Linked DNA regions of Homo sapiens: region 2 is linked to region 1. A link is a loop called in an ENCODE intact Hi-C map of the cell type or tissue named here. Cell type or tissue: K562. All regions are shown on one strand. Links, peaks and the distances in the headings refer to the core of each region. The heading gives the core; the rest is flanking DNA.

What was found. Hi-C counts contacts between places; a loop is a spot of excess contacts. Peaks named below come from ENCODE experiments on the same cell type or tissue, not always from the same donor. Only the 100,000 strongest peaks of a DNase experiment are listed, where the experiment ranks them.
Region 2: a loop joins it to region 1, with 2.5 times the contacts of the local background. A loop is called at or near these places in 2 of 110 quality-filtered maps.

The regions. Positions count from the first base shown.
Region 1 is chr5:1,117,252-1,120,147 of GRCh38, forward strand. It overlaps a transcript of SLC12A7 not described here. Among named protein-coding and RNA genes, the nearest start is that of SLC12A7, 6.6 kb to the left of the region's middle. RefSeq lists enhancers at 165-698, 1,769-2,302. In K562, for the core only: no CTCF peak of the experiment used is centred there; DNase peaks (open chromatin) are centred at 1,093 and 1,664; H3K4me3 peaks cover 180 bases; H3K27me3 peaks cover 1,957 bases.
Region 2 is chr5:1,066,222-1,069,117 of GRCh38, forward strand. The region is part of intron 17 of SLC12A7 (solute carrier family 12 member 7); the gene reads right to left. Among named protein-coding and RNA genes, the nearest start is that of MIR4635, 4.7 kb to the left of the region's middle. RefSeq lists enhancers at 1,269-1,768, 2,491-2,896. In K562, for the core only: no CTCF peak of the experiment used is centred there; DNase peaks (open chromatin) are centred at 1,570 and 2,383; H3K27me3 peaks cover 1,421 bases.

The DNA.
Region 1 (2,896 bases), core at 280-2,779:
TCCTACCAGCCCGAGATGGAGCAACGAAGCAACTAGTGAAGCCAAGTTTGCAAAATTATCACCGTTGGTGGAAGGGTTCCGACCTGACTCCATCTTGGTTCTGACCTCCAAGCTGTCCTTGTTCCTTCCTGGGCGTAGGCTGAACTAACTTTGGGAGGAACTTAGTTTATAGTTAAAATAAACCTCCTTCTTGCCTGAGGGCTAGACTGCCTTTGTAGGATTAACAAATTAGCCACAAGATTAAAGAAATTGTGGTTTAGGAGTCATGCAGCTGGAGGCTACAAGATTCTGACCCTCCCTAAACTGCTCCTAAAATCCATGCTTGAGATGTTTTGCGGATCCTTGTTGCGCTAGATGGATCAGCTGGCACCACTCAGACCAATAGACTGGCTCATCTGATCTTGTGACCCCCACCAGGAACAGACTCCGCACAAAAGGACAGCTTCAATTCCCTATGAGTTCATCTCTGACCTGACCAATCAGCACTCCTGGCTCACTGGCTTCCTCACCCACTAAGCTGTCCTTAAAAACTGATCCCTGCCGGGCGCGGTAGCTCACGCCTGTAGTCCCAGCACTTTAGAAGGCTGAGGTGGGTGGATCACGAGGTCAGGAGATCGAGACCATCCTGGCTAACACGGTGAAACCCCGTCTCTACTAAAAATACACACAAAAACATTAGCCGGTCATGGTGGCAGGTGCCTGAAGTCCCAGCTACTCGGGAGGCTGAGGCAGGAGAATGGCGTGAACCCGGGAGGCGGAGCTTGCAGTGAGCTGAGAGCACGCCACTGCACTCCAGCCTGGGGGATAGAGTGAGACTCTGTCTCAAAAAAAGAAAAAAAGAACTGATCCCAAATGTGTGGGGAGACTGATTTCAGTAATAATAAAACTCCGGTCTCCCACACAGCCAGCTCTGCGTGAATCCCTCTTTCCCTATTGCGATTCCCCTGATTTGAGTGACAGTAAAACTCCGGTCTCCTGCACAGCCAGCTCTGCGTGAGTCATTCTTTCTCCCCTGTAATTCCCCTGTCTTGATCCATCAGCTCTGTCTGGGCAGCAGGCAAGGTGAACCCATTGGGCGGTTACATGAGGGGGAGTCCATGGGCCTCAGCCCCTTGAACAGAGAGATAAGAAGATCCCACACTGGGAAACGTTTCAGTGCAATCTGAGAACATCGTGGGCAGGCCTGGCAGCCATCCAGACCCGGCAGAAGAGTCTTCCTGGCAGCAGCGCCAGGGATTCTCCAAAAACAGGTGTGACCCAGACTCGCGCCCTCGCCAGACACAGATGAGCTGTTGGCCAAATGCGAAGGCCGCCAAAGCCGTCCTTGGGCGTGAAAGGTCTTGGGAAGTTTCCCCTTTCTAGACCGGGGGATGCCTCTTGCCAGGAAATTCGAATGAGTCCAGGAGGAAGGAGAAAGCCTGGACCTGACGTAGGCCTCAGAGAGCCTGGTCTCACCCATTTCTAATGGAACCCATTAAAAATCAGACAGTGTGGGGGACCCAGACAACAGTAAACAGCTGTGCTCATAACATCAAATGTGCTGGCCCCGCAGCCTTGCAGGTACCAAGGTTGTTTCTGGTGGCTTCTTCCAAGGCTGTGGGAGGTGTGGGCGTGTCTCGCTGAACTTCTGGGCCGGCTGGCGGGAGAGGCAGAGCTGGCGCTGACATCAGCCTCCCGGCGGGAGGGGCTCACAACCCACACTGAGCACCCAGAGCCAGACCTCCCCAGAGGAATGTTCTGGGGGAGAGGGAGGGGCACAGACGACTGCTCCCGAAAGGAGGGCCCTGCCTCGTTTTGTGGCCCCGCATCTGGTGTGCTCACCCTCAGTCTGCAGCAGCTCGAAGCCCTCCTGATGAGAGCCGACACAGGCAGGGGCCAGAGTCGCTTTTGCAGCGCTGGAAGGCTGAGTTCTGCCATCAGCTTTGCATTTTACAGCTTTCTGCTGGGATCAGAGAAGCACCTGCACAACCTCCCCTGCGTTTTCTAAACATTCAGCTGGGAACCTGGACTGCAAAGCCCGGCCTCAGTTACCGCCACTTTTTCCCAGAGCCCTTTTGGGGTGAGTTTTCTGGACTTGCTCATCAGGGCCAGCACTCGTTAAAGGTGAGGACCCCGTGATCCCACCCCGCACAGCAGTACCCAGACACCCGCTAGGGCCCCAGCTCCCAGGGGACGCCGCAGGCACGCACACATCCCTGCCCGGGTGACGCCGAGGTTACACAAGCCCTTTGGAAAGCTCTGGTGCTGCCTTGGCTGCACCATGACCCCCTCCAGCTGTGTGCGGCCGGCTCGCCGCCCATGGTGCTGTGGTCCTGGTTGGGCGGTGAGGTTCAGCCCTGACCGTCGGGCAGCGACCGTTTCAGGAAGCACGGGAACAACGGACTTTGAGCCACCTTCCTCTCCCCAGCACCCTTTCAGCCACCCCGTGCCAGGCTCCCCACCCACACAGCCCCATCCCAGGCACGCGGTGGCTCTGGAGGGCTGCATGTCAGGGTGCAGACCAGAACACGCCCGATTCCTTCCAGGCAATGGACAAATGGGGTCCACCGGCGCTGTCCTGTGATGGGCAGGCTGGGGGGCGGTGCCCAGCTTTGGGCCCTGTAGCCTCAGGCCTCCCCTCAGGCCACCTGCCCCCTGTGGCTGCTTCTGCCTCCCCGCAAAAATCCAGTCTGAGCTGGCTGAAGGCGCACAGGTGTCACCATGGCCCAGGCAGCTGGGACCCCCCCATAGGTCAACAGCCTGTCATTGGGGTCACTCAAGGGCCTTTCTGCCCAGCTGGCAGGGCCTGACCAGGTCCCCTGAATTTCACCCCCAGAGTGCAGTGGATCCCCCTGGGGCTGAGGGGACCCTCCACGGCCCCAAAGCCAGAGAGCACAGATTGACACTCAGAATCATG
Region 2 (2,896 bases), core at 123-2,622, 51 kb before region 1:
CATGCCTCTCCTGGCTTGTCCCCTGCTGCGTTCTGGGATAACCACCTCCTCACTTGCACATCTACAGACACAGCAGTTTTGTCCAGGATGGACCAGACCCCACATTTCACTGGCTTCTGGTTTGGATGCTTAGAGGATGAGATTTGGGAGCTCCGAGCAATGAGATTTACATGAGAGTTGGGACTCAGAGCTGGTCTGTGCAGGCCTGAGACTTCAGGAGACACTGAGATGGGGTGAACATACTGTACATGTGTGGCAGATATGAATTTTAGGGCCGAGAGCTCAATTGCAGTGGGTTGAATAGTGCCCCCAAAAAAGAGGATACCCGCATCCCAGCCCCAGGAACCTGAGAATGCAACCTTATTTGGAAAACCTGTCTTTATGGATGTATTGAAGAACCCTGTAATTAGGTTATGATGTTGAGAGAGCATCCTGGGTCAGAGGTGGGCCCTGAAGCCACTGACAAGTGACCTTACAGGATGAAGGCAGGAAGAGCTCTCAGACTGGGAGGAAGAGACTGCGTGGAGGCACAGGCGCCCAGGGTCGCCCGGGGGCCCAGGAGCTGGAGGAGGCAGGAGGATCCTCCCGGGAGACTCTGGAGGCAGCGTGGCCTGCGGTCTCCTTCATCTCAGACTCCTGGGCTCCAGAACTAGGAGAGAACAGACGCCCTTTGCTGTGAGCCGTGTGGTCTGTGTCCCATCACAGCAGCCCCGGGCCACTCAGGGATCAGAGCCACCACCTGCCTCCTTTGCCGAGATTCCAGCAGCCCCTACGTCAGCCTGACTGGTATCCTCACCCCCTACCCTGGCTCACACCTAGAGCTCCACCAGCCCTTCACACACAAAACAACATCCAATGTTCTCCCACGGCCCCACTCCTCCTCAGGCACCCCTCGTCCTTACCCTGCTCTCCAGACACCTCCACCTTCTGCCCAGCTGCCCGGGCGCAAGACGGGACAGGGTGCAGGGCCAGCAGATATGCTCCTCTTTGAGACTTTTGTTTAGGTCAGGAAAGGCCTGAACACGTTACCCCCAAGGGGCACCAGCCAGCAAGCGGAGGCAGGGGCCCCAGAGAGGCAGAGACCGGCTGGAGGCGGACGCTGCGGGGTGGACACAGCCGTCTCTGGGCAGGAAGGCACAGGGAAGCACCCGCATCGGGCGTCATGTGGGAAGAAGGCAGGAAGTGTGGCTATTTCAGCAAAGGCCACACAGCAGCCCCTTTATGCGGCTGCTTCTCATCCCCACGAGACCCCTCTGCAGGGCAATTCAGGTTCTCTGTTCTTGTGCCCCGATCTGGCCGGAGAACGGAGCCCAGGGAAACGGCTGTTCAGGATCAGCCAAGTTTGGATGCAGCCACTGGAGGGGCCCTGAGGGCCTCCAAGTGCTGGAGCCACGTCACGGGGCCACTTCCTACATGACTGGCTGCTGTGCTCACCCCCACGTGCTGGCTCCGAGGAGTCGGAGCTGGGGATCTCAACTCTCTTCTGGCCTCACTGTTGGGAAAACCACCTTGCAGGACTGCAGGGTTTCAGGAGGACGCGGCACTGCCCTGGCCTGGCAGGAACTCAACACTGTGTGGGGAGACCCTGTTATCACAAGTCAGCACCGTGTCGGGGACCCTGTTATCACAAGTCAGCACCGTGTCGGGGACCCTGTTATCACAAGTCAGCACCGTGTCGGGGACCCTGTTATCACAAGTCCCCGCACCTGCCCGGCGCAGCAGTCGCAGAGGCCTCCGTGCAGACAGACCTCAACCCGGAGGACAACTTTACGAGCGGGGAGCAAGAACACCAGGGCCTTAGGACCCCTTTTATGCCAATCAGTGCCACACAGAACAGAGCACAAGGGCGCGCATGAGCCTCCCTGGCGACTGCATGAGTCACGAAGCTGCACGCTTCTTAGAGAAATGTCCATGCTTTACAGCCTTGCCCAGACAGGCTGCCGTGGCTCACACCTGTAATCCCAGCACTTTGGGAGGCCGAAGCAGACGAATCACTTGAGCTCAGGAGTTCGAGACCAGACTGGCCAATGTGGCGAAACCCCGTCTCTACTAAAAATACAAAAATGAGCCGGGCGTGGTGGTGGGCACCTGTAATCCCAGCTACTGGGAGGCTGAGGCAGGAGAACTGCTTCAACTCGGGAGGTGGAGGTTGCAGTGAGCTGAGACGGCGCCACTGCACTGCAGCCTGGGCAACAGAGGGAGACTCTGTCTCAAAAAATAAATAAAAATTAAAAAACAAATAAATAAAAAAGATTTGCCCAGATTTCTCTAATTTCACACTAACATAGCCACGATGGAGGAGAATACGGCTCCCCAGGGCAGTGCAGCCCCAAAGGCAGCCAAGGGAAGGCGGGGCCTGCGGCTGGCTCCAGCCCTCGCAACCAATGCAGCTAAGTCACAGCCAAAGGCTCGCTGAGAGCAGCGGGGGCAGGGTGCGCTCGTCCTCCCGTCCGCAAGAGCGGGCTCCTGTCTGAGGCTGCCCCAGACCCCCCAGCCGAAGGGCTGTCGGACGGAGAGGATCTGCCTGTGAGCTCCGTTAACGTGAGAGTATAAGTGAGCGCAGCTCTTCCCATGGCCGTGAAGACTGTGGCAGAGCGTGGCAGGGGGTCCCGTCATCCCCCAGTCACTGCAATCCCTGCCCTGTCCCTCGTGCGCACAGACGCGCCCTCACACACCTCCAGGGAGGCCAGGCAGTGCCAGGATTCTTAGAATCCACGCCAGCAGGGCAGTTCCAACTCCGGGATTCCTCCTAAGAGCATTCCAGCATGGGATAAGGAACACGGAAAGGGACATATGGGGACCAGGACCGTGAACATCCCCCCGAAAACCACGATACCTAAATCCACGGGTTCACAGTCAATAGCAGCTAACGCCTGAACCCGTGGTGAGCCATGAC